Linked DNA regions of Mus musculus: regions 1, 2 and 4 are each linked to region 3. Evidence: chromatin loops called from intact Hi-C (ENCODE). Cell type or tissue: heart. All regions are shown on one strand.

Region 1 (8,000 bases), 160 kb after region 3:
TTAGATGAGACACCTCAGAAGGCGAAAACCAAATAACCCGAGTAGAAGTAACTGCCCACCACAGCCGCAGAGCCTCGGAGCCAGGGCCACCTGCGGGCACGGTACTGAGCAAGCGATGGGTGTCAGACGTGTTCCCCTCCTCTCGGCCAGCACACACCGCGGGTGACACTTGGTGGAGCAGCCCTTAGAGCGCCCATTGGACTGGCAGTCTCTGCAGGTGTGAGGAGTGGCAGATGACCCCTGTCCACCTGACCTAGGGATGGGCCTGAAGAGGTCACGAGGGAGCTGGCATGTAGACCCCGGGCCTGAGTATCTTCTCAGTCTTGTCGGGGGAGGTGGGACTGTAGAGCCTAGAGCCAGGCATGGCTTCCTACCTACTGTGGTTTCCATCTAATATCATGAATTCTGAGTTCCTCTAACCTTAAATGGTTTCACCGCATTTAAACCCTGGCTTCTGCCTGGCAGGGTAGATCTCCTGTAGAACTACCAGCTTAGTTGGCTGGCTAGTTTGTTTCTGAAGTGCTTTTCTATGTCCCTGGCTGGTCTTCAAATTCACTATATGACCAAGGATGAGCGTGAGTGGCTGACTGCCCTGCCTTAGCCTCCCAAGTGCTGGAATTGCCGCACAATTTCATCGTGCATTTTACGAGCTACCATATGGGTGCTGGGAATCGAGCCCAGGTCTTGTATGAGGGCCACAAATGCTCTAAACCACTGAGCCATTTCTCCAGTCCTTTCACCATGGAACTTAAGTTCCCTCCCACCCTCACCCCGCAACCCACAAGACACAGTGTCCGGGTTCTACCAGCGCGTGTTCATTCACGTGGAAGGCATCAAATTTGGCATCCTGCAATCTCCCCCCCAGGAAGAGCTGATCCAGCATAACATCCTAATTGTTAAGGGGAAGAAGCAGATGCAGGCGGGGCCCTTACAGCTGCTTAGCTTAGTAAGCTGAGTATGACGGAGCAGAAGCTGGGTGACAGGGAAGGAAGTGTCCAGGGGGCTGTGTCACCTAGAGCCATATCCCCTCGTGAATGCTAAGTTAGCTACATGTTTGTAACCAATCATAAAGTTTAGTTCTAGCAATCCAAGTGGCCAATTTAGACACACGCCTGTGCTGGACCCTCATCCTCCCTGTGGTGAGATTCTTGTGGGTAGTGACACAAGCCTTTGATCCCAGCACTCAGAAGGCAGGGACAGGTGGATCTCTGTGGATTCCAGGCCAGCCTGGTCTACAGAGCGAGTTCCAGGAGGGCCAGCGCTACACAGAGAAACCCTGCCTCAAAACAAAAGTCTGAGGGGGACATGTGAGCCATAGCTTGAGAGCAGAGTTCAGGGGACAAGCTAAGAGAGTCAGTTCTGGAAGTGAGTACCTTTAACACACACACACACACACACACACACACACACACACACACCACACACACACCAGCTACCACACTGGCACTGCAGGAGTGGGATTCTTTACAGGGAATGTGAACTGGGCCTGGGGTTCAGCTGCAGCAGAGGTGAGTGCCTGCCTCAGAGGGTGTCATGTTAAAGCAGGGCTAAGTGGGTCACTGCTCCAAGGTGAGCAGCTGATCGGGTGTGGGCTCGGCACAGGGCGTGTGTGGCTCCTGTCTTAAGCAGGGGAGGTTTCAAATCTGTTGTTAACTCGCGTTGCCTCACTAAATTACTGGGTGATGCCGCGCAGGCGCGTTGCTTCTCTGTGTTCATTTTCCCCCCCAGGAAAAATGAGATGGGCACGGAGCGAGGAAGGAGTGGGTTCTCTGTGCCTAGGACATGGGGATTATATAACGCCTCGGTAATTGCACAATCCCAACTCTCAACGTCGCAGACGAGGAAATCGTGGCCGCAAAGGACAAGTGGCCACTCTCAAAGGCTCCTGGGTGAGGGGACACTGGGATCTCCGTAGAGGAGCCATGCTTCTGCAAAAATACAAAATAAAAAATGCTTTCAAAGGCATCGGTGAAAGGCTTCCCGTCGAGCGGATGCCACCACCGCACTGGAAAGTTTGGAACCAAACTTCTGAGTGGTTTCCGCCTGTATCTGGTGCTACCCTGCAGTTCCGGCTGGAGGCCGCGCTGTCAGCCATGGGCAGGAGACGAGATAGGATCCCACAGGGTACTTTCAGCTCCTGGATCAGAGCTTGCCATGTGGGATGGAGCCCGGCAAAGAGTACTTGCTATCCTCCCTGGAGAGCAGTCTGTCTTGCCAAGGTCGGTCCAGAAGCATGCTGGCTTTCATCAACCAAATTTACAGCCTTGAAGGCCACAAAGGCAGGCGTGGCTCAGTGTGGAAACAGTGAGAGGTTTTGGGTTGAGGCCTAATTCTTTCGACGTTGATTCAGCAAATATTTATTTAGAGCCTCTCTTATGTGGCAAACCCGGGGCTGCACGGCCCAGGGTGGGTCACTTGGCCTCCCTAAGCCTCGGTTTTCCTCTTATGTTAAATGAAGACACTAAACCCTCTTCTTTTAGTATTGTTCTGGGGGAGCGGCGATACGATCTAAAAATGCTTTACCACATACTAGGGATTGGTTGGTGACAGCTACTATTCTTTTTATTGGAAACTGAGCTGCAAACACCCTGGACGTGGGCAACTTATACACTGTCATTAAAGCAGATCAACGGGGACCCGCACAGCAAGTGGGGAAAGAGCCTGACAGTTACAATACAGAGAAACTAGAGAAAAAAGAAAGAGAAAGAAAGAAGGAAACAAAGAAAGAGCGAAAGAAAAGAAGAAAGAAAAGTGCCAGAATAAGTTTTTATCATCGTAAAGAAAGCCACCTGTGATTTTTAAAATGTGTGTGTGTGTGTGTGTGTGTGTGTGTGCGGGCCAGCTTCATAGAATCCTGAGGTGACCAGTTTAAAAGGACGAAATCTGCTCTACAGTTCCGAGATCCAACTCACAACAGAAGAGCCAGGCCTAGGGCTGCGGGCCTTGCCAGGGCCCCTCACTGGTATACCTCCCCGTTGTTCCGACCCCAGGTTCTCCCGCCCCTCCCCCGCTGCCTTCTCGGGGAGGTGGGAGGTTGACGGCCACCTGCAGATTGCTGCAGGAGGTAACCGGGAATGCTTACTGTCAGGGTCCTACTTAAAAGCAGGAGGGATGTGGAGAGAAGACGCTAGGGATGCCTTGAGCTGCTACTGCCCCCTGGTGGTGAGAAAAGAGAAGACCAAAGCCCAGGAATAAGTTAAATAAAGGCTTGCCAGAAAACACCCAGAACTTTCAGGGCTTGGAGATCTGGAGAAAAGGGGGTTGGATGGAGACAGCACGGATATATTATTATTTTTTAATTGCATGTATGTATTTATTTGTGTGTACATACCATGGTATACACGAGGACAACTATTAAAAGAGTTGGCTTCTCGCCACTAAATGGGTTCAAGGCTAAGCCATCTTACCAGCCCCCTGTAATATTAATCAGATACTGTTTAAGGAATCTTTTAAACAGGGGTGCTCATTACTAACACAACTATAATTTTTTTAGAGACTTGTCTTCCCACATGTTATCTGGGGAATTATGTCATTCCCTCTGACGGATCAGAGTGGGGTGGGTTTTGTCTTCGGCTATACATACGTAGGTTCGGAAGAGTTTGTATTTTTATTCTTTTCAACATAAAGATGATTTTGGCTACAGGGTGTGGAGGCAGATTTCAATTCAGGTATACTGGTGGCCAAGGAAAGGGGACCGAGTACAAAGCTGGCCAGGCTACCCAGCAAGACCCTGAGTTATGTTTCCAAAGCGTATATTATATATAAAATCCTGACACAAGGATGGTACAGGCCCTCGGGTGATACTGCCCCCTGCTGTTCATAGAGAAACACAACAGCTAAACCCAAGCAAAGAATTTTGAAGGCAACTGTCATTTACCTTTTTGCTATAAAATCTCCTGGCTTGGCTGTTAAATCCCTTTTTTTCTGATTCTGGGATTATTGACGTCCTGTGTCTATAAGGGATGGAGGACTGAGTTGGGTATGCAGCCGTAAAACCTATACAACAACAAAAAGATATCCATCAGTGCCCGCGCGGCGACAGGAAAACTGTGGAGTCATACTAGGCTGGGAATGTAGCGCGGCTGGTAGATAGCGCATGCGCACGCCCCCCTGGCTCCATGCAGCGTTCAGGTAGTGGAGGCAGGGGGATTAGAAGAAAGTCAAGGTCACCTTTGGCTACATATTAAGTACAAGACCAGGCTGGAATAGGCAGTCCCTCCCAGGGAGATACAACCTTTCCTTTTGTTTAGTGTTTTCTCCGGGATGCTGGCTAGAACTAGAGGATGCTTATATTGGTGGGTGAGACTTCCTCTTTCTCCACAGCCCCCCTTCCCCGCGTGTGGCTGTCTGATGACACGGAGCTGAACTCCGCGGTCAGTGTGGTGCTTTCTTCTTTTCTCCCTTCTCTTGGCAGCTGTTTAAATTTACAGCTTTGCTCTGTTTTCTTTCCTTTCCTCTTTAAAACTCTAATAAAACTATCCTCTTTGAATTAAAAACATTCAATACAGGGTCAAAGGATGGCGCAGTGGAGCAAGGGCTCTTGTTGCCCGGGCTGGTGCGCTGAATTCAGTCCCCAAGACCTCCATGGTGGAAGGAGAGAACTAATCCCCAAAAGGTGTTCTGTGTCTTCCACATGTGCTCCACAGCATGCAGGTACAAAATAAAGAAGTATTATTTTGGAAAATTAAAATAGAGACTGAAAAGATGGCTCCGAGGTTAAGAGCACAGGCTGCCGCACTTCCAGAGGACCCAGGTTTGATTCCCAGCACCTACATGGCAGCTCACTTAGTTGTTGCTGGGCAGTGGTGGCGCACGCCTTTAATCCCAATACTTGGGAGGCAGAGGCAGGGCGAGTTCTGTGTTCAAGGCCAGCCTGGTCTACATACAGAGTGAGGTCCAGAACAGCCAGGCCAGGACTACACAGAGAAACCCTGTCTTGAAAAACCAAAACCAAAACCAAAAACCAAAAAAATAAAAAACCAAAAAACAGGGGTGGGTATGGGGGACTTTTGGGATAGCATTGAAAATGTAAACGAGAAAAATACCTAATAAAAAAAAAAAACAAAAAAAAAAACTCCCCACAACAACAAAAACCAAACCAAACCAAACAAACAAACAAAAAAACCCAACTTAGTTGTCGAAAATAAAGCAAGCATGACCTGTTACACATTTAAAACTGAAGAAGACGGTTCTGGCTGGACAGATTAAAAACAGCATGTTGGTTTTTGCTGTTGTTGAAAGGTCAGTCCCCACCCCACCCCACCCCCAATTCCGATTCATCCTCTCTAATGGTTTCTTCCCATCTACACGCTAGGGTCAGCAATCCATGGGATACACTCCCAAAGGATGGACTTGTGGCTAGTGCCTGGATTTACTAACCAGACGCTGCACGCCTGCTCTCAGGTACTGGAGCGGACATGTTGTCATCTAAATTCACCTTTCTGAACTCTGTCGGCGTGCTTCTTAGGTTTGTCAAGGTCTGCCCTCAGGACAACGTTGTCCAAGTTAGCAAATTTCTGGGACATGTTCCGTCTGTTTGAGAACCACAGCCTCGCGTCCTTCTAAATACCTGAAATAAGATGCGGCATTTGTAGGGGCCATTTTACCCTGCGGGCGGCTCTGTAAGGGTTAGGGTGTGGAGCATGTCCACCAACTGCTGGGAAGCCCCAGGCTTCAAGCACACAGAAGTGCCAGAATTAAGGAGGCCACCCAAGGTCACCATCACTGCTGGACTGTGGAGGCTTTAGATCTCATTTTCATTATTGACTTACTTAGTTTGGCGGAGATATAATTTACATACAGTTCAATTCATCAGCGGTAAAGGTATGCGTCTTGACAGTGGGTACAATTGGGTCATATACCACCATGACTAAGACATTAAGGTTATCTGTATGCCACAAAGTTGGCAAGCGCGTTTGCAGGCATTTCCCTCGGGGAACTGGTTTCTGCCGGTTTCCGTGCTTCCTGTCACAATGGCTGCCCTTCTACAATGTGGCACAAATGTGACCATCAGCTGATCAAGTGCTACTGACCCAGTCCTCGTGGGGCTGGAGAGACAGCTCAGTGGTTAAAAGCATTCACTGCTTCTGCAAAGGGCTTCTGTTCGCTTTCCAAGCGCCTACACACAGAGAAGTTCAGAAAGCCTGGAACTCCAGCGTCTGAGAATCAGATGCACTTTTCTGGCCTCCACAGGCACCTGCACACTTCATATGAGTAAACACACACACACACCTAGAAAGGAAAGGTTACTTGTTTGTTGTTGTTGTTTTAAAAATACTTCCTAGATTTTGATTGGTATTGCATCAAAAATTCCGTGAGAATATCTCAGCTTCGTTGAGTATTGAGAGCCACTCATCTGGCAGATCTCCCGTTTATTCTGATATACTTGCATTTCTCAGCAGCAGCTTGTACTTATGAATGTATCGCTATTGCACATCTCTGTGGGCCTTTGTGAGAGAGTGCCACGGTGCACGCGTGAAGGTCAGAGGACAAGCCTCAGGTATTAGACCCCGCCTTTCACCTTGCTTGCTGTGTCCGGCTTTTAATGGGTTCAGGGGATCCTAACTCAGGTCCCCGTTGGACACTGTCTTATGAGCCATCTCCCCATCCCAACGTAGACTTTCTTAAATGCAACCCTAGGGGGTTCATATTCCTATGTCACGAAAATGGACTCTCTTAAAAGTCTTGACATGAGAATTGGTGCTGGAGACTGGAGCCGGGCCATGGATGATACCAGGCAAGCCGTCTGCCCCTGAAATGCTTCCCCAGTCGTCTGTTTCCAATTCTCCATTTCTGGTGATTTTTATATATTGATCCTGTTCTCCAACTTAGCCCTGTTTTTTCAGTTCTAAAAGCTTCACTGTAGATTAGGAATTCTAATAGAGATAACCATCCATCCATCCATAAAAGACCGGGCTTATTCCATCCCTTTCTAATGTATGCCATTACTTTCTTCCCTTGGAACATTGCAATGCCCGGGGCACACCCTGAAGGTAGCTGACAAGAGCAGATATTTATCTTAATACCAGCTTGAGTAGGGATACGCAGGCCTTCTGCATAAAGTCTGATGCTAGTTACAAGGGTGTTGTTGTTGTTGTTGTTAGGTTAGTTGAATTTGGAGACAAGGTCTCCTTATATATTAATAATCCAGGCTGGCCTAGAACCTGTGATCCTCCTGCCACAACCTCCTGTGTGCTGGGAATGAAGGTGTGTACCACATTTGGTTCTAGGAAGTTTTCCTTTTCTTTCTTTTTTTTTTTAATATTTTTTAAAGATTCATTTATTTATTATATGTAAGTACACTGTAGCTGTCTTCAGACACTCCAGAAGAGGGAGTCAGATCTCATTACGGATGGTTGTGAGTCATCATGTGGTTGCTGGGATTTGAACTCCGGACCTTCAGAAGAGCAGTCGGGTGCTCTTACCCACTGAGCCATCTCACCAGCCCTCTTTTCTTTTTTTTAATAGAAGATATTTTTCATTTTTAATCCTAATTTCCTACAACTCTTTTCCTGTGTAGTACCAGATATTGAATTTTATGGAACACTTCATCTTTGTTTGTACACATGACCCCTGTCGGTATTCTTTGCGGTTATATTAACTGATTTACACTAATTAAAATATTTTTTAAATCTAGAATTTCTGTAATTAGTGCTACTTTGGTTGCAATGTAGACTTCCAGACCTATGTACAAGGCTACCAAACGGTAGCTTTCTTCTATTTTTTTTAAATGTCCTCGCTTTTTGTTTCATAAAATGAGTTTAAAAGTATGTATTTCTTTTTTTCCACTATTTCTCCATTTGTGTGTCTGGGCATGCACATTTGGGGGTCCAAAGGCAATTTGAGGGGACTCACTTTCTTCTTTCACTGTATGGTTCCCTGGAATTGAACTCAGGTCACCAGGTTGGCAGCAAGCACCTTTCCCTGCTGAGCCATCTTGTCGACCCTGCTTCTCTTTTTACTTCCTAGTATTGGCATTATCCTCAAAGTGTTTGCTTAGG
Region 2 (8,000 bases), 100 kb after region 3:
CTGGAACGTAGGTAACTCAGACCGACTTTCAACTCACGATCCTCCTGCCTCAGCTTCTTCAAGGTTGGGATTACAGGTGTGCACCGCCACACCCGACTCGTATTTTATATACTTGAGTTTTACAAGCCTGTGTAACTTTTGAAATGAGGCAAGGGAAGAGAGAGTTATTATTTGTAAGAAATAATTATTATTGGCTCATCCATAACACCAATCTCCAAACGTAGTTGCCGTGAGGAGGGGGGGTTAGCTCAGTTAGAGCATTTACCTGGCACGTACAGGCGCTGAGCTCAAACCCCAGCCCCACCACTAAAAGTAAGTAAATAAAAGAGGTCCCTGGCTGGTCCTCACGTGGGAACTTGGATATGCAAATTCTTAGCCCTGCCCTAGACTGAATCAGACTAAACTCTGAGGGCGGGACTGCCATTCTTTGTTTTGACAGGCCTTCCAGGTGATCCTGACTTAGTTTTTAAACCGCTGGCCCGGGAGACCAAGTAGAGGATGGGAAAAGAAGGCTCCCAGGTCGGCCTCTGACCTGCTGTGTCATTGCTGAGTCAGCTGACCCAGAGCCCTGCGGCAGGGTCACACCTGTGTTAAAGCCCAGACGGCTCACAGATGGCAGGTTGGTGAGTTTTCCCTGAGCGCTTCGTATCAGTGAATGCCTGCATAAAGCAGCGATAAGAATGCCCACCTCTCAGGCCGTGGGTGCAGGCCGTGGGTGAGGAGGCATGGGCTGGCTGTGTCAGTCATTCATTCGCCTCTTTTCCTTTTTCTTAACTCCCCTCCCGCTCTATTCCATCTGCCTTCACCAAAAGCTCAACGGGCTAAGGTGTGGATCACCTGACAAGCCCAAGTTCGATTCCTGGGCACCGATAGCGGAAGAGAATGCCTGCCATGGCCCTCTGACCACACATGATATTGCACGGCAGGCATGTGCATACACATGTGTGTACACACGCTCATGTGCACATGTATATACACACATATACTTACAACTAAAGAGTTACTCCCTAGTGTCTTCTCAGGGAGCCACCAAGAACTGGGGACACTGGAGGATAGACTCAGAGGACAGAATGTCCCCAGTGCTCTGCACATACCGTCCATCACAGAATGTGACTGTCTGCTAACACATCAATGTGTAACTGAAGAGAGGCAGTTCCCTGATTGAGAGGTAGAGCTCAAATTTTTCCCATCCCTATTGAACGGTAGAGAAAGAAAAAAAAAAGTCAGACAAACAGCCAAGGGACTAGGGCATAAAAGAAGAATTCCCACACAGGGGGGCAGTTTTCCAAAGGGCAGAAAGTGAGTTTCTGGTATAATTAGGAAATGACATGTAATTAAGTCAGATGCAGCCAGCAGTGTTATCTGGAGCCTGTCCACCATCAGCTTGCCCACCTGGATCCAGAGGTGGAGGCTGCCTGGGCTCTGGCCACTTAGTGCCAAGCTAAGGCAGGGTAGGGATGGCCCCTTTTGACAGACAGGGAGAAAGTGAGGCTGTTAACCATGCCCTTGGCTGGGCTGGCTGCTCAAAGCCAGTATTCAGAGTGATAACAGCGGAACAATAGTGTGCGTGCTTCCATACTAGTGCATGACCTACGCTATCCTGTTGCTAGTGACACTTCACAGATGGAGGTAAAAATGAAAGACTGTGAGTAGAGATTATTTAGTGGGTACTTGATGCTTAGTGATCCCTGAATGAATGAGCCTTTCCCAGAGAGATTCTCACTTTCATCTTCCCACAAAGGCACAGAGGTGTTAAGGGGACGTGCTGAAAGTCACACAGCCAGGAAGTAGCAAGTTCTGAGGCTGGAACCCTCTGTGTAGCACTGGGGCACACCCTCCAACCAGATATGCGTGCTGCCTCCTTCCAGCTGGGGCCACCACACAGTCAGGTCCCGCACTTCAATTGAGAGCATCTCCAGAGAGCCCCCTGGTTCATGGGGGCAGGCCACATTTCACAACATAGGCAGCCAGAAAACCAGATGGTCCACTGGCAAGCCCAAAAACCCTGGGGCGCCCCTGTCATGCTCAGAAACACCTTGCGTGGGGCTGGCTGAAAAATGTTTCCTCTGTGAGCAGCCGTGGAGGCTGTCCCTGTGGGTGACTGCGAGTGTGATTGATCACGGCTGATGAAGCTGGGTGGCTCACAGCTGGGCTTGGCAAGTCATTGACTGGGTGTATCTGGGTGTCGACACCCAGATCAGGTGGCCCCTGGAACTCTTCCTCCTTAGGCTTCAGGGAACTGGAACCCTGCTTGCCCAATATATCCCGGGCCCATAGGCGAGGCTTGAGGCTGCCTGCTTTGGCAATGGCCTTCCTCCTGCTCTGCTAAAGGCAACACTGTATTACTGAGATGCTTGTAACATGGACAGTTATTGACCTCAGAGCTGGGTAGGATGCTCCCAGACTCCTGCTCTGGGATCTGTGTTTTAGGTCTCAGCACTGCTTCTTTGGGGACATCATGTCTAAACAAAGGTCTGTCGATGCTCAGAATTGCCAGGATTCTAATTGGAGGAAATGAGATGAGAAAGTCTGACCTAGCAGCCAGGGTGGCGTCTCCTTAGTCTCACTGGGAATTTGAAGCGGCTCAGCCCGGGTACAGCAGCCTCTGTGAGTCAGAGCACAGCTGGGAGGAGGAAGCTTTGCTTCTCAGCTCTCCGCTTCCTCTGTGCTCGATTGTGCTGGAGTCAAGACATGAGGCAGACCGGGCATGAGACAGCTGATACTGCACCCCTCCCATGCCAGGGAAAGGCTCCGTTTGTCTGGGCTCCCTCCCGCCCACCGCCCGGGCCAGGGAAGTTTGCACACCCCTGCTCCACAGTGACAGAGGTCTAGCTCCACTCTCTCGATCTGCTTCCAGGCTGTCTCTTCCCTGAGGTGGATACATTGATCCATTGTGAGGTGGATACCTTGTTACACAGGGAGGCAGTGGGATGGCAGCTTTGGGAAGGCTCCTGATACTGTGAGCTGGCGACCCCAGTTCCAGGCCTGATGTGTCCGGTCCAACTGGTGGCCTTAGGTAAATCGGTAGCCTTGTCTGTGGGTGGTTTTCATGCTATCAAATGGGGACAGTCATCTCTTCCCTCCCTCCCTTACAGGCACGTTGCAGGACTTCAGATATGACAGAGGGATGACAGATAGGTGCTAGGAAAAAACAAAAGCAAAATCCCACACTATGCAAATGAGAGGGATTGTCAAATCCTGGACTTGAGGTTCCTCCTCAGCCAGCCTTCTGGCCTTCCCTGAATCCGGATGATACGTGCAAAGCATCCGCCTCACACCCAGCACACAGTAGGCCAGGCCCAAGCTGACACCTTTGACCTTGGCTCTCAGTTGGAAGGTCTCAGGCCTTCCCGCCCATCTCCCTCCATCTCTTTCTCAATAAACACCTACCCGTAGCTCTCCAGGGATAAGGCCGCTCACGGGGCCTCTGGCTTCTTCACTCTCATGACCTATTTGGTATTAGCTGTCTGTTTGAGGTGAGGGTCATGTCTGTCTTCAACCTCCTTGATGACAAGGACAATCCTGTCTTACTGTCCCCCAGGACAGGGGCTAGACCACGGCAGTCACTTGAGAAGCATTTGTCACAGTGACATGGAATACCACTTGGGTTCCCTGGGCCCTGGCTTTTCCGCTCCATCCCTTGGTATAAAGGTGACTTATCATGAAATTCCCAGGCCAGATTCTCAGGTCAGCTCCTGTCTCCACTGTCTATTTCAGGGTCTTTAAAGTAGGAATAATAACCACCATGTGTGTTGGGAGACTGTCAGATAAGGACTGTGAAAGTCAAGGCAAGGGGTTATTACACTGTCTCCCTTGTCCTTTGACTAGAGCCTGTTCACAGCCCAAGGCTTGGAGGGGTGTGATCAGTCAGGAACCTCAGGCAGAGTCTCCCCTTTACTCTCATTCTGGAGTGCTGGGAGGAGGAGGATGGTGATGATGGTGGTGGTGGTGATGGTGATGATGGCGGCCTACTTACAGTGGCGTTATTACTGGCAGGCTCATAAGCACATTGCTTATGTTAATGCATGTAATTCCCCTAACAACCCAGGAGAGATTAACTCTGCCTTAAAGTTGCCACCCCTGGTGACTCTGTGATAGTACTGTGCTCTCATTAATATTCTTCCCAGCACTTATCAGGAACTAAAATTAACTCCCCGGCATGTTTATGGTCTGTCTGCTCCAATTAGACAGAAAGTTCCATGGGAGCCGAGCCTTATCTCCCTTGAACTTGGCCGATTTCCCAGGGCCTAGAAGAGCCTTGATTGGCACGTGAGAAACATTCAGTCGATCCATTTAACAGGGGGGGAACCACCTCAAGAACGCACAGCTCCCCAACCCTTGAGCTTGTGTGCCTTCTTCCCATGGTGCACTGGGCTCTCCGTGCTGTGTCCTGACTGGGATCTGAGGTCATCACACTTGTGGCCCGAGGCCCAGTCCTTTTCTAACTAGCTCTCCGCTCTCCTCCCACGTCTGACGGCTCAGGGGTTCTGTCTTAGACAGGGACACCAACTGGGAACCTGGGCAGAACCCAGGGAAGGTGACCTAAGAGGATAGACATCACCCCTTTCTGTTCTAAGTTGTCATTCATTCATGAAGAGGCCGAATTCCTCCTTGGAATGCCTTTCCATTGAGCCTGTAGTAGCTTCTGGGCTGCTCACTCTGCCTCCCCCACGGAGCTCTGCCTGAGTCTTTCAAAGAACACAGATCCCAGATCCTGATTTCAGGATTTGACCCGGAACTCTGCCGACCTTTATGAACAGTCAAGGCTTCCAAGAAGCTAAATGGTTAGCCTTAAAGCATGAAGAGAAACGGTGGCAAAAGCGGGCATGAGAACGGAGACCCCTGGGCACGAGGGCAGGCACTCCCCGGCTCTCAGCTCCCGTCCAGAAACTCCTCCTGTCACTGCCTCAGCTGCCCATGCCCCCAGCCTGTATGGGTGGGAAATTCCTCCCTTGTGGAGAACAGGTTCAGTGTATTCCAGAGGAGGGAAATTTCCAGACTCAGAAAGGCACTTAGAAAGGTGATCCTGGGATTCAGAGGCCCCGAGGTCTGAGTTCAAGTGGAGCCACCGGCACTTCCTGGTCTAGTGGCCCTTAGTAGATGACGATTGTTTGAGTCTCAGTTTCCCCTTCTTGTAAAAAGGGACACATCTGTGTCTCAGGACTGCGGTGGGAGACAGGTGAGGTGCCACCCAGAAACTGTTGGCACAGTATCTGCCTGTGGTAGATGCTTAAGATGCCCCAGGGGATTGTTTATCTGGGAATCAGACTTGGGTACCCAGAAGGAAGCATTAGAGACGCGTGTAGCCCCCAAAAGCCCCCATATGGAAACTCTGTTCTTTTGTTTTGGGGTATGACCCTATTGTTTTTTAAATTCTATTTTCTAAAAGGGATGGAAATATGTACAGTCCAACCAAATTGAGACTGGCCATTTCTTAGTCAGTAGATCCAAGGCAGAAGTCCAGACGTGTGTGACCAGACTGGTAGCACAGCTGACTCTCAGCATCTAGCTCCAAGCCAGTCTCGGGCATTGGTATGGTATGCATACATTAGGCGTTTGTTAGGTGCCGACAGGGTGTGTATGCATTAAGCGCATCTGTTACGTGCCAGCCAGCCTGGGTTCTAAGCATTTTCTCCAGTGTGAATCAAGATACCCAGGCTACATAATCTTCCTTTTGTGATCCTTATTCAGAGATAGAAGCATTGCTGGTAGGACTTGCTAACCGGCAAGGGGAGCAGGGAAGGTGGGGTCCCTTAGACACCCCTTGCTTTTCCCATGCCGCCTTAGTTAGGGAGTTGCCTAGCCTGGAGCCTGGCAGGGGAGGGGCTGTTCACTTAGTTCCTCTAACCCCAGGCTCAGGGGCAGTAAGGAGGGGCCTCTTCACACCCCTCTGTCTTGAGACCTCTTGATTTATAGCAACAGAAACTGGGGTGTGGTTCACTCTTCTTGCTCCTTACAGCAGGAAGGTTTCTGTCATTTCTCTTTCCTGTGTGACAGTTCCTTCTGCCTCCCTCTCATAGCCCAGTGAGAAGGCAGACAGTGGGGCAGCAGACACTGTCCCCAGATGAAACTGAAGAACTGTACCCTTAGTCCCTACTGCCTGGACACAGCTTGGCTGCCAGTTCCTCTCTGAGTGGAAGCCTGTACCCAGCCTCAGGCAGCAAGGGGCACACTTCCTACAAGTAGCTTCCAGAGGTCCCCACCCACCTACCTACCTGTCTGGCCCAGTGCCTGCAACTTCCTCACCAGGGTAGCCTCCCACTCTAGAAAAGACTGGAGTCGGGACAGAACAGTGTGGCTAGTGGAAAGCACATGGCTTGGGAGCTGGATAAGCCTGAGGTGAAATCCTGGTTGTGGGCTGGGCGTGTGGCTCAGTTAGTAGGGTGTTAGCCTTCCATGCACAAGGCCCTGGGTTCGGTCCCCAGTGCCACAGAAGCCAGGTGTGGCGGTGCATGCCTGCAATCCCAGCACTTAGGAGGATTAGAAACTGAAGGTCGTTTCCAGCTACCTAGTAAATTTAAGGCCAACCTGGGTTACACGAAGCCCTCTTGAAATAGTAATAATCTTGACTGAGTAGCTGACGGGCTGGTTGGTCATAGGCATTTTCTTTTCTGCTCCAAATCTCCAGTCTCTACAGCTATACAGGGGAGACAAGGTCATCCCCAGATAGTGGCTCGTAAGGGGCAGAACTGAGTGGGGACAGTCCAGATGCTGTGGTTCACGGCATCTGGTGCAGTTCCTGTGACCATAGCATGGTGCATCAGTCAGACCCGTGGGACCCTTATAGACAGGGAAGCTCTGGGATGCCAGCAGACCAGGGAACTCCCCACTCTGTCTTTGAGCTGGGCAGCCATTTTCTCATTCGACACCTCTTCCTCATGTCCAGGCATTCTGTAAATGTGGTCCCCCGGCTGGTGGCAGTAGCAACAGCAGCAACAAGGGTGTTGTAGTATGTTCACTTCTCAGCTACTCCAAAAGAAGGAATCAGAAAGTCTTGAGCTGAGGAGGTAGCTCAGTTAGTGACATGATGGCTTGCCTAGCAAGGTGAAGCCCTGGGTTCTATCCTCAGTGACACAGCTATAATCCCAACACTTGGGAGGTGCAGGCAAGAAGATCAGACATTGAAGGTCATCTCTAGATATATAAGTTTGAGGCCAGCCTGGGCTATGTGAGACTCTTTCTCAAAAAAAAAAAAAAAAAAAAAAAAAAAGACTTTGGGGGTGTGCCCCGTCTTTCTCTCTGGTTCAAGTGTGGGAGTATGAGGCCACTTAGTACGGGGACCCCGGGAGGCTCTTCTGCCGCCTCTGAGCTTTTGGTTTCTCAGCTGTGTCCTGAGGGGACACTGTAAGGACCATGCTTAGGTGTGCTTAGCTCAGTGCCCAAAACATGTCCAGGGCAGAGCAAAGACATTATGACATTATCTTTTGTTTTTGGAAACAGGGTCTCTCTCGGTAGCACAGGCTGTCCTGAAATTGCAGTCCTCCTGCCTCAGCCTCCTGAGTACTGAGATGTAGGTTTGCACCTCCCACCATCCCCTGCTAGGCTAATTTTGCAATCATCATTATCCTCTGTATGCCTCTATCCCTTGCTTGAGACCATGCCATGCAAGGGGACAATGCCTTGTATTTATATTCGCTGCCTCTGCCTGACCACTCAGGGACCTACAATACATGTCAGTCTAAAACACCACTTCCTAGGGCCAGTCTCTGCCCACTGGCTCTCTGGCTCTAATATCCTGTCCTGTGTTGCATTTTTCCTTGACTTGATAACGTGCAGGCCCCTGGGCCTTTACGTGGTCTCTGGAAAACCCCTGAAGTCAGGCTCTGCTGTTTCATTTTTCTGGAAACTGTTGCCATGGTTCCCCTTGGACAGTAGGTGCCACCGCAGTAGTCTGTGGAGTTGTCTCAGAGCCCTTCTGAGGTTGACCAACCCTATGGTCCTCGTTTGGGTGATGATGGGATCAGACCCAGGTCTGCAGCTCCTGCGTGGCAGCATCTGGC
Region 3 (8,000 bases):
CAGGATTCAGCTTCCATGTATGATGTGGAGAATGGGCAGGTCTACGGAGATGCTAAGAAAGTTGTTAGCTGTTGTTAGGGGCTTGAGGGGGGTGGGGCAGGGAAGGGAATGTGTCTGTGTCTGTTCCTGGGTGCACAGTTCGCTATTGAATTAGATGTTGGTGATGGATTAATATACACAACGATGTGAATGTATTGAAACTGTACATGTTAAAAGGGTAACTTATGGGGCTGGAGAGATGGCCCAGAGGTTAAGAGCACTGGCTGTTCGTGCTGAGGACCCAGGTTCAATTCTCAGCACCCATATGGCAGCTTATAACCACCTGTAACTTCAGTTCCAGGGGACCTGACACTCTCTTCTGGCTCCTCAGGCACCAGGTACACATCTGGAACATCTGGATAGATACATGCAGGCCAAACACTCCTGCACACATAAGTAAATACACATTTCAGGCTGACCTGTTTGGGGTGTGAGTTCTCTCAGGTCAAGAGGGCTCCTGTGGGTGCACAGTTTGTGAATGGCGGAAGTGCACTTTGACCTTCATGGCTTGTGGCTGCTTTAGAACAAGCCTAGGATTTCTTACCTTGTCTTGGACCTGACCTTGGGCCAGCATCTGACCTCAGCCTGCTATTCGGTGAGGTGGGATGGGACGGTCTAGGCCCTGGGGTATGGAGGAGTCTGATACTCATACAGAGATGGTGGGAGTGGAGGGGGAGAGGCATTCCCATCGGAAATTCCCTTCCTCTCTCTTTCCTGTAAGAGCGGCCAGGCTCTTCCAAACCTTATCTGCCCTTCCAAGCTCTCCACAGAGCTCCCAGGTCTGCAGGTGCAGCCCAGGTCTGCAGGCGCAGGACAGACATGCAGAGGCAGATACCCGAGTGCCCAGCTTGAGGCTCAAATGTCTGCCAGAACCTTCTGGAAAAATCAGAGTCTGTTCCAGGACCCACTTCCCACTGACCTCCTTAAAAGGTCTCTTGTTTCCCCTTGGCTGATGTTTTGGACCTACTGTGTGCAGCAGTCTCTTGGGAACATTCTCTCTGCTTCCTTTTATTCTTCCTTTCTTTACTTCCTGGTTGTACCTTTTCCAAAATGAAATTTAAGTTACACGGGGTGTGTACCAATACGATTTCTTTTAGATGCCTTTAAATAACTCTGACTCAACATTTTCCTCCCTTCGCATTGAGAGGGTGCTCTCCTGCATACAGTCTTCCTTGGTTCCTGTGTGCTATAGTTGACCCATGCCCATGGATGAATAGCTGAACACATGTAATTTTTTCTTCATGGCCAACACCCCAGTTATCTTTCTATTCTCGACCCTTGTGTACCTGGGCACACGTTTCTCCAGGACAGATACTGCCCTGGTGTGGATCTGTTGGGTCACAGGGTGTGGACATTTAACATCTCAACAAACATGACCAACTGTTCGCCACTGTCACTTAGCCAACTAAATTCCCACCAGTAGAACACTCAAGACCCTTTCCCCAACTTCAGTGCCAAGTCTGGAACTCATCCGACTTAAAATGTCTTGTCAATAGGTGTGTCTCAAGGCGTTGCTAATTTATATTTCCATTGGTGTTTTCTAGGTTGCTGGAGTCAGAGGGGAACTCAGAAGTTGGGGTTTGATAATAATAAACCCAATTGTATTATCTGCTGTGTGACCTGGGACACAATCAGGGACCATTCTGGTCTTGGACTTGTTCTTGTATTGCAGAGGACAGTGCAGGAGCAACCACACATTTAGAACTTACGGAATGTGACCCACCAGTTGGTACAACCGCAATGGTGTGCTGTGGGGCAATGGGCTATACACAGACAGCCTAGTCTTCAGTCGAGCTGAGGTCATGAACTCTGGTAGGACCTGGTGGTGATAATTCACCTACATGGGATGGAAGGCATTCCCTCATGTCTCCTGGACCCCTGGCTCCTGTTGAAGTTACTCTTGTTCACTCCCCGCCAAGTGGGGTCAGTGGCTTCACGCAGCCAGATGCCCACTCGGGTCTAGTGGAAAGTGTCCAGCAGTCCTCCTGTGTCTGCCCACCTAGAGCACAGGAACTCTGGCCAGATATGGGCTCTCCCCCTCCCCCTATCCCCTCCATCCCCCAGGCCCACAGTGTGTCTTGGAAAGGCAGAGCCCTGAGGATGTCGTGTCCTGGGGATGTCATGCTCTCAGTTGTATGAAGACTCTAATGGGTTTCCAGCCCCACACTGGGTAGAGTCACTGACTCTGAAAAAGCAGTGGTTGATCTTCCCCCAGCATTGCCCCATTGCTGCTGGAGCAGATTAACAATTCCTCCACCCCACTCAGAAAGAACTTAGAGATGTATATTGTTAGCCACGATCACTGATCACCACTCGGAGACAGAATTTGGAGATCTAGATGGTTGGTAAAGCTAGGTTAAGATGTCTTTTGCTAGTGGCTCTGATGTAGAAAAATCTTAGGGATCAGTCTGCAGCTCAGAAGGACACACTCTTACCAATTGAGCTAAGGCCTTTTTAAGGTCAGGGAACAAGAACAATGGCAGCACTGGCTGACTCTTGCTGAGGCCAGGCTGGTGAGCAAGGTAACAATTTTGTACCCATTTTTACCGTCAGCTTCCTGATATAATTTAATGAGTAGATTTTCACCTCGAGGATTAAAAATAGAAATCACTGATTTTTTAATATAGAAACTTGGATTTGTGATTCTTTTAAGATTTTTCTAGAAGATTACTTTTTAAGATAAATAATAAGACGATTAATCCTTTGTGACCACAAACTGCTGCCTGTCAGTAAGAAAAGTTGACTGAGAAAACTACCTTGCTTGCTCACACTTTGTTAATCTATAACAAGATACTTAGTTACGAATGTATGAGGGTTCTTGGGAATAATTTGGTTTTTTTTTTTTTTTTTTTTTTTTTACCTGTACTACATAATGTTATTTCTTGTAAAGGTATTAGGGAACACAGTGGGTTGTTTTTTTTTTTTTTCATAATCAGTCACTAGAAGAAAACTAGAATATAGTCACATTGTAATTCTATACCACTTTAAAGGTTTACTGAAATATATAAGCTACAGGGGAAAAATAAAGTTGTTGAAGCTTGCTTGTTGGAGTCTGGTCCATCCACCAAAAATGTGTGTATGTGTTATATGTGTATGTAAAGTGATTGGAGCTTTACTCCATCCACTAAGTATGTGAATGTCTGTCTGTCTGTCTGTGTAAAGTTGTTGGAGCTTTGATCCATCCATCAAATGTGTGTGTGTATAAAGTGGTTGCAGCTTGCTTCATCCACCAAGTGTGAGTGAGTGTGTGCCTGCCCAATATCATCACTGATCCCACATCCCCTCCTTGGATCTCTGAACACATTGCCAGAGCTGGTCTTGTATATCTGTCTAAGAAACTTGGTCCGAACATTCTTTTGCCTTCTCTTCAGTTCTGTTGTCTTGCTCTTCCTGCTCCCCGTGACTGCAGAATACTTGGGTAAAGTGGGGTGCTTAGAAACTACCCTCTTGCCGGGCTTGGTGGCGCACGCCTTTAATCCCAGCACTTGGGAGGTAGAGGCAGGCGGATTTCTGAGTTCGAGGCCAGCCTGGTCTACAGAGCGAGGTCCAGGACAGCCAGGGCTACACAGAGAAACCCTGTCTCGAAAAACCAAAAAAAAAAAAAAAAAAAAAAAAAAAAAAAGAAAAGAAAAGAAAAGAAAAGAAACTCCCCTCTTGCAGCACACACATAAACACACACACACACACACACACACACACACACACGGGCATGTGCACGCATGCATGCATATGCACACACATGCACATTCTCTGCCTCCCCCGCAAAGATAATAAAAATCTAAAAACAACTACAATGTAAATGTACTGGAGCCTTGGGCACAGCCTGCAATCCTCGCCCCTACAAGGTTAAACAAATGTAATCGTGAAGCTAGCTAGTCTTCAGAGACTTCCGCTACCATTTGTAGCTGCATTTTTCAAAGACATGCAACATGGACAGTACTTAGATTCTGTAAGAAAATTTCACTGAGCATATATCTTATAAGATCAGGATACAACTCAAACCTTCATAATAAAAACAAAACAAAAAGCCCTTCCAATTTCTAACGACTTCAGAGTTGTTCCGAGTAGAAGGAATAAAGGCCTGTATGTTGGAGCATGACCCTCACATGCGTGGGTGCGTGCTTTATTCACTGACGGATGGACGAATCCAGCTAGGAGGGATCAAGCCACCCGGACCAGCCTCCAAACCCCACTCCTTGCCCAGAAGCATTTTTAGATAATTGCATACACTTCCTAATATGAACACAAGGGGGCACCATACACCAAAGGAAAGTGACCCACGCTGCAAGCCTGATAATTATATCACCAGGTCAGTTTTTTGGCGCGGGGGCGGGGGGGGGGGGCGGCAGGATAAGACCAACATCCTTGACATCCTTCCTACCTGAAAGTTTTGGATGTGTCCATCGGAAGGCTCTGGGAACCAGAGGGGCACACTAGGGAGGGAGATGGCAGGTAACAGCTCTCAAGCAAGCCTGGCTTGGCAGCTTCCGCTGTGTATATATGTTCTTCGCGCCAACAATACTATTATTCTGGGCTTCCATTCTTTCTTATCCATCAGATCAGAGTGAGAATTCCCTTATCTTCCCTTCCCTCTATGAATCCTCTCCCCCCACCTGTGTTTATTTTATGCAAAAGAGCCCTGAGAACACCAGGGAGCCTCAGGCTGAGACTAACCTTTGAGGACTATAGTGGCAAAGGCTGGTGAGGCAGCCAGGCTGTAACCAGCTCCAGGTGGTAGCAGCTCAGGAGGTGGGAAGAAGTGGTCCTAGTCAGGAGCTTACTTCAAAAGCAAAGCCAGTGAGAGCGACTATGAGTTCGGATGAGAAGCTAGAGAAGAGGGCAGCAGGGACGATATTGGTATCATCTTCAGTGGACCGAGACCTTCTATTGAGTGGAGGAGATGGGTTTAGGGGTTCATATTTAAATGTGGTAAATCTGGAGTGCCACTGAGGTCATTCAACACATGAAGAAAGACAGGAGACGAAAGGACCAAACCTGATGCCTTTCTCGAGGTCTCTTGAAGATAACAAGGCTCCAGCAGGTGGACCACGTGAGGCGTGAAGACCAATTCGTGGCTCCGTCCATCCCTTGCGGCACTCCTGGCAGACATTACCAATTCATCCCCACACTCAGGATCCTCCTCAATTTAGAGCTCGAGACAGCTGCTACCAAGAGCTGAGGCCAGGATCAAGCCTTCCTCAGGCTTGACAGAGTCTAAGGATATGGTTAAAAACAAGCTTTTGAGTAAGAGGATGCTGGCTGAAGGCTCATATCTCTATCAAATTCGCCATGACCATTCAAGAAAATTGCTCAGTTCAATGCTGAGGCCATTGCGAGCATCTAACCAGCAAGAGAAAAAGCAGCAGCAAAGATGTCGAACTGTTGTGTCAGCCAGAATGTTCTAGAATTAGTCTCCATTGCTTGCTGTTTCGGACCTTTCCAACGTCGGTGGAAGAGTGTAATTCCTGGAGTGTCCAGAGGGCGGCGATCTTAACACTTCTTTGCCCACAGAGATCCAGGAAGTGGGTGGTGACTTTTACCTGGAGAAAGGTCTGTTGATGGTCCTAGCTAAGACTTAACCCTTCTGGGTACAATGAACAGAGTTTCTGCCCACCCCACCCCCTTCACCCCCCATCGGTCTGGTCCTCTCAGACACTCTTCTTGCTCTCCTTTGGTTAATAGGTTCAGGCCACGCTGTCCAACTACCCCCAAGGTGTCCATCCTACCTGGACTTCCTGTCCAGTCTCCCAAACTCAAGTGATCTGACATGTCACCCGTGGGCCACCTTCCTGTGCAGGCTGGATTCTCTTCCCTGCCTTGATACTGCAGAGGCCTTCCTGCCCTGTGTCCTCCTGTATGTGCCCAAGCTTGGGTCACAGGCAAGCTGAGAGGAACCTAGCCTTAAGTACTCAGTCTCCTGATAGCTACAGACACTGACTTTCGCCAGTCACACACCACCACCCTCCTGCCCTCATTGTCAGTGCCTTGTCCAATGCTGGGCTAGATGCTAATGGAGAGATGCAGGTGCTGGGCCTCTTAGCTCTCCACGTTATCCTGACACAGAGGGTGGCCAGCCAGCCCACTGGTTGCAGCTTGGCTTCTGCAGGCCTGGTAGTGTCTCTTGAGACCACAGCCTCAACAAATTGCAAGCCTATTTATTTATTTATTTATTTACTTATCTAGCTATGCAGCCCACGGGAGTTTTGAATTTCCTAGCTCTCTGCTTTAGTCCCCCCCCCCACCCCCCCACCCCCACCCTGCCAAGTGTTTCTAACAAGTGTGTTTATTTGTGTGCATTCTTTCACTCCCCACCATATTCCTTAGAGACACAGTCTCTGGCTGAACCTGCAGCTAGACTGGTGGCCAGTAAGCTTCAGGCATCCTCATGGTTCCGTCTCCCACAGTGCTGGGAAGTTAAAGGCATACATGTGGCCACGCTGGGCGTTGGGATCCAAACTCAAGTCCTCATGTTTGCACAGCAAGTTTACCCACTGAGCCATCTTCCCCAGCCCCAGCCCCCTAGCATTCTCCACCAATCAGCATCCCTATGCCCCCCCCCCCCCGCTGTCTACTGATCTTCAACATGACTTTCTTAGCCAAATACCTTATTTCCTGTATCTTGCATCAGACACATACACACACCACACTCACACACACACACACACATGTGTGTGAGTGAGTGCAATCGAGAGCAGATACACATATACACACACATACATACAAACAAAATACATACATACATACATACATACATACATAAACACACACAGACATACACACACATCCACTGATACTTTGGATGTGACCTCATGAGAAAGCTTTGGCAGAGGGCCAGTCACCTGGGGGCACAGCTCTGATGACTTCTGTCCCCACCCCCTTTCCTATACCCTACCCTCTAGACACCCTCATAGTTTGGTGCCCAAAGCCAGGTGTTGGTCTCAGTCTTGCCGGAAATGCTTCACTCCCCACCTCCCTCCTGCAGCCTCCCTCCTGTGACCTCCTAGGGGTGGGAGTCACACTCTCTGGCAAGTGCTTCTGACACAGGGTAATGCTGGCAGTAGCCTGTCTGCTGCCAGGGTGAACAAAGAGGAAGAAAATGAAAAGCAGGCCCAAACCACAGAGACACACCTGGCGGTTTGAGAGAAGGCGGCCTGGCGTCAGCCCACGCGATGGCCTGGAGATGTCACATGAGTCAGCCAAGGTGGGTAGTGGCTCCCATCGATGTTGATACAAATGTCTCTTTTCCCTGAGAGCACACAGTTGGCTACAGAATGATCCTAGCAATGTGTCTCTGCTACCCACCTCCTGGAAACCATCACTGGGGACCTTGGAGGGACATATAGACCAACCACACAGCCCTTTAAAAATATATACATTTACAATGCGGGCTTCACTGTGCACTTTTTTTCATAACCTGTCACTCCCTTTTATTGTGGCTCTGAGGATCAAACCTCAGCCCTGAAGCATGCTGGGTAAATGCTCCGGTGTGGAGCCACAGCCCAGCCCCTACAATCTGCCTTTAAACTTATAAGTTAGTTAATTCTATCTTCTAACCCTCTGTTCATTCGTTGATTTATTTTGAGATGGGGTGTCACTATATAATCAAGGCTAGATTCAAACTTAGGATCCTCCTGCCTCAAACTCCCAACTGTCAAGACTACAAGTGTGTGCTATGACACTCAGCAAACACCTTTTCTTTCCTTTTCTTTTCTTTTCTTTTCTTTTCTTTTCTTTTCTTTTCTCTTCTCTTCTCTTCTCTTCTCTTCTCTTCTCTTCTCTTCTCTTCTCTTCTCTTCTTTCCTTTTCTTTTCTTTTCTTCTCTCTCTCTCTGCCTTTGTCTGTCTGTCTGTCTGTCTCTGTATGTCTCTCTTCAGGGTCTTATGTACTCTGTGCTAACCTCAGACTCACTATGTAGCCCAGGATGACCTTGAACTCATGCTTCTCTGTCTCCCAAGTGCTGG
Region 4 (8,000 bases), 92 kb after region 3:
AGTATCTTTCACGGGCACAGACTAGTGATGGACCCAGAGATAGCCAGGGCCCAATACAAGTCCCCAGGAAGAGTGAGATTCAGGGCTCTCCCCCTCCCCCCTTCCCAGGGACCCATGGGGCTAAAATGTCTTTTCAAACAAGCCTGCTCCTTCCGGGATCCTGGCCCCTGTGGGCCCCTCCCTCTGGCTTCCACCTTTTCTAGCCAGTTCCTGCCCACAAGGCAAAGACCCCCCCACCGAATACCTTAGCACTTCTCCTGTTCCCTGCTCAGCTTGGCACAAGCCTGTCTGATTGGCTCCTCTTTAATAACTATAAAATTTCCTTTTTCTTCCTAACAAAAGAAGTCATGTTGACAGATGAATAAAAATAATCAACTATAAACTGCACCTGTTCCTTTTACCTCCGGGGTCCCCAATGCCTTCCTTCTCTTTCTGAGTGGGTTGTGTGGATGGGAACAGACAGACTTAAGAACCATCCTGTAAGCCAAGGCCAAGGCCAAGACAGCTCCGCTCAGGTCTCACGGGGTGAGGTGTGCCCCTCTGGGGCTTCATTCATAGTTGGGAGGGTTGAATGAGGACTTACAGGCTCTGACAACTGTACTGCAGGCCCAGCGACTGGCATCCAAGGTTCAGGGATGTGTTCACAGCACCCTTCTGGATTGCAGCCAGAGCCTGGCTGCACAACTGTTGCCTTCTTCTTCTTCCCCGAGCCTCGCTAAAGAGCACTGGAACAGGCCGATTTGCCAGGACCAGAACTGGAACTCTGATAGGCATCCCTTAGGGTCCTCTGCACCCAGAGGTGATTGCCTCATACCAAATTCCCGGGAATAAAATTGCTTAGCCAAAGGACAGGCTGACAAGGCCCGCGTGGGACCTCTTACTCATGCCAATCCTGGCGGTATGCCTCCTTCGGAGTCCTTATCAAGGATGATCAGGAAAACAGCTGCTTATTTTTGAGGCCACTCACTTTCAAGGGGACACTCTTCAGGGCAACTTTGGACCCTACCCAGTCCAGGAACCAACCGCTAGGCAGGAATGTAGGCAGAGTCGCTGGCGATACTGTTCAGGATCTGTTGTAAAAGGGGCTGGAGGCTGGCCACTCCCATGTCCTGACCCTCCAGAAACACCTAGGTCAAACAAAGGTGGGGGGAGGGGCTCATCCTCTAAGCCTCTGTTTAGGTCTAGTGATGATAGAGAAAAACCACAGCCAACTGGAGGGGGGGGCTCACACTAGACCTCCAGGACCCCCATGGGTCTATGCTGGTATGTGGGGCGATGCTTCATCTAAGAGCCCAGGTTCTTCACTTAGCCAGGGGTTCTTTCTGAATTTCAGCCTACATACCAAATGGGACCAATAACAAATTCTCACCCTGACCCCTGGGAAAGAGCTGGATGCGTAGACTGGGGTGCTGTAAGGATGGCTGGGCATGGATGCTGGGAACTTCACTGTGCACTGACATTGGAACTGGAAGCTAGTTGCTTGGACCCCCTTGCTAAGTGGCGCGCCCACCCACCTACAATGCCTTCCTTAGGTACCAATGTTTTTGCCATTAATCTTTCATTAAGGGCTCATCTAACTTGGGGATGAGATATTAGAGGGAAATTTACAGATGTGAAATCACAGGCCCAGGGTGAAGACTCTGAGATTTGCGAATAAAGGTTCTACCTTCAGAGGTCTTCTCTTGCGGGGGAGGGGAGGGGCGCAATGGCCGGATTGTCCAGGATGTTTAAACGTTTGGTAAATTATACACGTATTTCCATTTGCTGAATTCATTGACCATCTGTTGTGCTGAAACCTGGGGCAAGCGCTGGGTAAGGTTTTTCTTGGTGCTATTCCCACCCCTCTGGAAGCTTACAGCTCCATCAACTCCTTTACACAAAATGTCAACCAATTTGCTAACTTCCATTCTGCCCCACCCCGACCCCCTTACCTGTGAATCCAGTATAGACCAGACAGATTCAAAGGACTGTTTCCGAGGCTCTGGAGGCAGGCAGACCAAAGTCTGGTTCCGTCCCGACACCATGGGGAGAGTCTTAGATGTGACATCACCTCTCTCGGCCTCTGTTAGATCATCTAGATCATAGAGATCAGTTCAAAGGGCTTGAGTGTCACGTGCTTGAGTGACATCAAGCATGAGACCACTGCCTGACCCTACAGAGGCCACTGTTTATCTTCCTATCACCAGATAATGAGGGAACCTCTGCTGGAACCAGACCTTGGCCACTTCCCTTGACTGCAGAGGGCGTGGCTGTGCCCCGATCCTGTTGTCGGTGGTGTTGTTGGAATTAACAGGTTTTTCTGAGTTCACTTTTAGCTGGGAGTGGTCAACATCTCGGTTTAACCATCCTTGATTAAATGAGGGGAAACAGAGTTTCACAGTTGGTGAAAGGTCTTATCCAAGGTTCCAGAAGTCACAGCTCCGGGAAGGCAGACATGGTCTTGCAGGAACCAGGCCCATCTGGGAAAGGAACCCCAGACCCCACTGTTAGGTGAAGATTCTAAGCAAGAGCCACGGAGTGACTAAGTGACAATAACTGCCATTGCTAAATGACGTGCAGGTCTGATATCTCCGCTCACTGCTTAGAGTGAGGATGTCAGCTGACGAGAGTCTTCCCTTTATATGAGCACATGTGTGCACGTCTCTCTGGGCCTAGGTATGTTCTCAAATGTCATCTTTCAGGCTCCGTCCATCTTGGATTTTTTGAGAGAGGGTCCTCAAGGGCATGGACCTCACTGAGTAGGTTAGGCTGAGGAGACAGTGAGCTACAGAGATCTGCCAAGGATCTGCCTTCTCTAGCCCCTAACTCCAGGGGTTTACAAGCATGCACCACCACACCTGGCTTTTTTTTTTTTTTAATGTGGGTTATGGGGATAAACTCCGGCTATGTTTGCACGGCAAGCATTTTACTGACTGAATCATCTCCTTGGCCTTCAGTCTTGTCTCTTTATCTCCACCTCTGCCCTAGGAAGGACAGGAACCCAGTGGCGGTGTAGTCTGTAGGCACTCATTTTGGCTTAATCACTTTCTGGGGTGGGGGTTGGGCGATTGCCAAGGATCAAACCCAAGGCCCACTAAGTCTTTACCACCCAGCTCCGTGCCTGGCCTCGTTCAAAGGTGATGGTGCTGCGGGACTGTGTGGAACCTCTTAGCTTGCATTAGCAAGCTCAACACAGACTACTTGGCGGGGAAGGAGAGTCCAATCTTGCCATTACAGTTGCCACAGAGCACCTCTGTTGGGCATTCTACACTTCAATATCTCCTTATAGGCTAATAGGTATTCCTGAGATCTGGGTAGTCATGGAGACCTGGGATTTTAAGAGGAAGGGCTGTTAGCAAGGCTGTCCCATTGAGTGTTGCTGTGTGGTAAGTGACCCTGGGGGCTGGTGCTTATTCAGCATAGTGGTCCTAAGGGGGTGGGGGGTGTACCACACTCTTCTGCAGGAAGTGAATCGTAAGTGGTCATGTGCAGCACAAAGCGATTCAACTTGTGAGGTTGGAGCATGGTTTTGTACCCAAATACAGATGAGGAAACTGAGGTTGGTCACTGGCCCAACCTTATGGTGCTGATAAGGTGCCCGGGCTGGGACTCAAACCCAGCTCTGTGTCTTCTATCAATACTATGCCCTAACAGGGGTAATTTTACACGGAATAGCAAGCTGTCATTACTTAGTACTGTTAGTGGATCTAATTGTGTTTCATCTGATTGGCTGGTCTATGCTTATAATTTCTTAGAGCAACCAAGAGCTGGGATGTCCATGCAAGGGCAGTGATGCCAGCCTCCCCTGGCCCTGGGCTGCATCATACCCCCAAGGACTAGGAAAGGCAGGCAGCCAGACTTGGGCAATATCACTTCAAAATCTTGGCCTCTTTGAGCTGTGGTGGCAAAGGTCTGTGTTGGCCTTGTCACATGGCTGGGAGGACTCCCGGAACCCTGCACACCTGCTCCTTGCATCCGTGGTACCTATCGGGGCACCTTCTGGAGGCTTCCTGTGTAAGGAGTCACAGAGACCCTCTGATGATCTCTAACAATGGCTGTGAGCACAGAGCCAGGACCCAGAGAGGGAGAGGACCCGTTTATAAAGCCCAGCGAGCACAGACATGCCACCCGAAATCCCAGTGTCTCCCCCCACCCCCCCACAAGCTCAGCAAGCATGAGTCACACCACATCCATTGCAACACGGCTGACAGAAACTCTCCAGCCTTTCATGAGGTGAGTTAGTCAGGGAGAAGACTACAAAGAGAAGTGTGCCATCCTTTGGGCTGCCGCGGGCCTGCAGTTCTTCTCAGCACCGTGACTGCTGTAAGCGATCGCTCAGAGCCAGTCACTGCTCACATTGCCGCTGCCTTCAGCTATAGTGAGTGATCTGCATCCCGGTCCCCTCATCTCACGGGATGATAGCAAAGTGCCTGACTCACTTTGGGTATTGACATGATGCATAAAGAAGGCTTGGCACGATACCTGATCTACGCAACATTCACAGCACCTACTGGGAGCCAGACACCTAAGCCAGTGCTGGAGAGTAACCAAGGCAGACAAGGCCTCTTGCTCCTACGGAACTCACGTTCCAGAGGGAAGGGAGATAGACACCTGATGATGTGAGAAAATCCGGAAGGGCTTTGCAGGGAACAGAATAAAGCCATGTGAAACCTGAGGGCTGGATGTCTGTTCTCACAAGCATTACTGGAGAGAGAGCTAGCCGTGTTAGCAATCACCATGGTCCTTAGCTAACCTCAGGGCTCCTTAGGGGTAGCCCTCAAACAGATTCCAATGGGAAAGGACTCCGATCAGTCTTCAAGCCCGGTAGCCCATCCTAAGCAGGCCCTCCTGAGTTATCAGATAGGGCTTCTCAGGGTAAAGTCACCTTTCCTCCAGAGGAACGCTCAAGGTGAGGTACCCAGGAAGAATGAGCAATGAACTGGGGGTGGAGTGGGGGGGGATGGTTGGGAGAGTGGGGGATGGGGAGAGTGGGCATGGGGGCGGGGCTGAGGGTATTGGTAAAAGAGTAAGCATGAGATTCCAAGATTCGCAGCTTAGATCTCTTTTCCTATGAACCCCATGGAAGCTCTCTGTTTCTGCTGGTACTTGTGGGCATTTGGGGATGACCACCCTAGGTTGTTCATAGCCCATCCCCCACCATCCCCTCGCCTAAGAGGCATCTCCTGAGTGCCTAGCACAGAGCACTTACAGTGTACTGGCCAGCTAAGACTCCTGAGGCAACCACCTTCAACTTTTCCATCCTTTCTGGGCTGGCCAGAGGCATGTGGTCTGCCCACATCCCGTTCAGATTGGCATCGCACAAGATGAAAGGCTGCCCTGCCCTAATTCCCTGATTCCCCACCCCATCTCTCTCTCTCTCTCTCTCTCTCTCTCTCTCTCTCTCTCACACACACACACACACACACACACACACTCATGCACATTGGGGGAGGGGGGGCTCCTCCTGAATAGAAACCAGCATTTTCTTTCCCCGCTATTGCCCCAGAACCCAGAGCGAGGAGACCTTGCACACTCGGTACTTAGTAAATGTCCCCTGTCAACTGAGGCCACCAACTTCAACTCAAGGAGTAGCTAGTCTCCCAGATGACTGAACGGGTCTCTGACACTGGCTCTCACCCTTAGGCAAGGCACCCTGCCTCTCCAACCTACATTTCCTCGATCACCTGTAGAGGGCATGGGGTTGGTTGGGGTGGAAGGGAGAGTTGACAGAAAGTCCTTCCTAGCTGGTTACTGGGAGAATAGGAAGAAATCACTTAGCTAACAAGACTAGAACCTGTGGTGTTTGTTACCCGAAGGGGAAAGTTCTGGAGAAAAGAGAGGGGACTCACAGAGAGCTACCTGCTCTCTTCCGTGAAATTTTCCGGGTAGAGAAGGTGACTATAAAGAGATATGGTGTCTGTGGGGAGATGTTTGTGGGATCCAGGATCCGAGCGATGAGATGGACAGAGATTTCCCTTTGAGCCAAGTACCTGTCTGTATTTTTCCTCTAGTTCTCCCGTTCCTTCCCAACGTTTGTCTCCTCCCTTTTCCCTCGTCTCCACCCCCTCACCCCCTCAGCTAAGAAGGAATTGGCCGGCTCCACCCAGTCAGCCCCCCGGAGCTCCGCCCCTGCTGGTGGGCCAAAAGTTAACATCTGCACCTGCTGTGGTCTAGCTGCAGTCGGCACCTGTGCTTCCAGCCAATCAGCGCCACCGCAGCCGGGGACCGCTGTCAGCAAAATCTCAACATCCAAAGCGCAACGTAGAGCAAACGCTTCCCCGGGCAGGAAGGGAATGTCTGTGTCAGAGGAGAATTAAGAGACGAGTGGTCAGCAGCGCCTGCGAGCCAACCAGAGACGGATCGCTGGAACCTCGGAGAAGGAAGATGTCGAATGAACTTGAGTGAGTAAAGCCACGGATGTCTGGCCTCCCGGCCTCCCCAGCACACCGAGGCTGGCTGGGATTCCCTGCAGAGGGAAGAGCAAGGGAGGCCGGGCGCCCGGATTCACACGGCAATTTGTAAGGGTGAATGAATGGGCTGACGATCCTGCCTTAGCGTGTTGAGGCACGTTCAGCTCTCTATCTAGAGCTGACTGTTTCCCTGGGAAAATAGTTTTTCTTTCTCTCTGTGCTGAGCAGTTTCGAGGAAGGCAAACACCCGGGCTGCCTGAAACCGTGAATCTTGGCATCGCTTTTTGATACTCTGGAGGTGCCTTGGAAATCAGAGACACTCCCGCCCCAGGGAAGCTTTCTCTCCTCTTGCCAAAGGGAACGTCTTGGAGGTGGTTCTCAGAGCTGTCTTATGCAAAGAGTTGAGTTTCTCTAAAGGTCCTTTATGTTGAGTTGGAACAGTCCCAAGCGATCTGGCTACTATAGTGTAATGGCTGTATACATGGGCTCTGTAGTGGCTTTCCTTAGGTTCAAACCCAGGCTCCGTCTCTCCTCCGCTGTTCATTCTTAAAAAGTCGTTGGACTTATCTGAGCTTCATTTTCCTGATTTGGAAATTTGGAACAAGAGAACTTTGTAGAGTTCTTAGGTGTGCTGAAAGCTGTAAAAATGCTTACCAAAGAGAAAGGGGTCTGAAGTTGCGTTCAATAAATTGTGGTCAGTTTTATCCAGAGGCAGTGCTAACGCTGGGGAAGCCGAGGACTAGATTTTGGTGAGGTCATCTGTGTTGTCTGGCGAGAGGCAGGTGCATTCCTGCCCACATCTGGGATCTAGAATCCCTTGACTGGCTGACGCTGACCTCACTCTCAGCCTCAGTATCAGGTACAGATGTTGGAGAAGACAGAAGTCGAGGGTGTGAGTCGCTTTAAGTTGTGGGCAAGGAGCTAGCAGGAAAGAAACAGACTTCCCCTTTCTCCCCTCTTTAGCAGTGACCCTCTTGTTGTTTCCTCCCCTTCTCTGTCTCTCTCTTTGGAGCTTTTCCTCAGCAGGTTAAGAACTCAAACGCTTGCAGGCAGAATTGATGGGTCCTAACTGCAGACAGGAACCCATGTACCGGCTAGCTCTGGGGTGTGTCCGGCTTGAACAGCCACATCTACTGTCCAACCACTATGGTTACAAGCATCAGGTTTCTTTTTTAATAGATTCTCAGGACACTGTTTTGACAGTTGAACCCCAATTAAAGTAAAAATAGAAACACAGTGTTAGGGCCCAGATTCAAGCCCCAACCCCTGAACTTATTATCTGAGTGACCCAAGCCTGCATCTCCTGGACTGTGCGTGCTGTGACCAAGTGGCAGTCCTTACAGGGTTCAGTTTTATGACAGTGATTGATTTAAAGCCTGTTAGGGAACATGCTAATAATGCCTTTCTCCCTTTGTGGAGACATTAATAATTGGGCATTTCTGAAGCTTTCTTGCTTTTTATTTTTCTATGCTTTACACACACACACACACACACACACACACACACACACACACACTTGAGACACACGTCTCCAGCACACTCACGCATGCCAATTACAGCTGCCTGCGGAGGCTGCAGAGAGAATCTTTTCAGGTTTCTCCTCAGGGGCTA

The links. A loop is a pair of places that touch in the nucleus more often than their neighbours do. Peaks named below come from ENCODE experiments on the same cell type or tissue, not always from the same donor. Only the 100,000 strongest peaks of a DNase experiment are listed, where the experiment ranks them.
Region 1: a loop joins it to region 3, with 5 times the contacts of the local background. A loop is called at or near these places in 39 of 42 quality-filtered maps.
Region 2: a loop joins it to region 3, with 2.4 times the contacts of the local background. A loop is called at or near these places in 9 of 42 quality-filtered maps.
Region 4: it touches region 3 in a loop (2.3-fold over the local background); 9 of 42 quality-filtered maps call a loop at or near these places.

Annotation. Positions count from the first base shown.
Region 1 is chr4:135,503,934-135,511,933 of GRCm38, reverse strand. It overlaps Stpg1 (sperm tail PG rich repeat containing 1), which reads right to left. Exons shown (of 9, transcript NM_030189.3): 2 at 5,438-5,569; 3 at 3,878-3,996. The coding sequence starts at 5,525. Among named protein-coding and RNA genes, the nearest start is that of Stpg1, 12 kb to the right of the region's middle. In heart, CTCF peaks have their summits at 3,159 (motif pointing left) and 3,823 (motif pointing left); a DNase peak (open chromatin) is centred at 3,013; H3K4me3 peaks cover 1,056 bases; H3K27ac peaks cover 1,452 bases; H3K27me3 peaks cover 2,229 bases.
Region 2 is chr4:135,561,867-135,569,866 of GRCm38, reverse strand. All of the region lies in intron 1 of Grhl3 (grainyhead like transcription factor 3), which reads left to right. Among named protein-coding and RNA genes, the nearest start is that of Gm30888, 7.7 kb to the left of the region's middle. In heart, no CTCF peak of the experiment used is centred here; DNase peaks (open chromatin) are centred at 2,106, 2,606 and 4,316; H3K4me3 peaks cover 334 bases; H3K27ac peaks cover 6,025 bases; H3K27me3 peaks cover 588 bases.
Region 3 is chr4:135,663,909-135,671,908 of GRCm38, reverse strand. No RefSeq gene overlaps it. Among named protein-coding and RNA genes, the nearest start is that of Gm30941, 14 kb to the right of the region's middle. In heart, CTCF peaks have their summits at 4,276 (motif pointing right) and 5,497; no DNase peak of the experiment used is centred here; H3K27ac peaks cover 636 bases; H3K27me3 peaks cover 527 bases.
Region 4 is chr4:135,571,788-135,579,787 of GRCm38, reverse strand. It overlaps Grhl3 (grainyhead like transcription factor 3), which reads left to right and starts at 6,156. Exons shown (of 16, transcript NM_001013756.2): 1 at 6,156-6,380. The coding sequence starts at 6,364. Gm30888 (a long non-coding RNA gene) reads right to left here and starts at 6,208. Exons shown (of 3, transcript XR_390832.2): 1 at 6,140-6,208; 2 at 1,932-2,459; 3 at 1-1,127. In heart, a CTCF peak has its summit at 4,254; a DNase peak (open chromatin) is centred at 6,267; H3K4me3 peaks cover 1,883 bases; H3K27ac peaks cover 1,730 bases; H3K27me3 peaks cover 5,139 bases.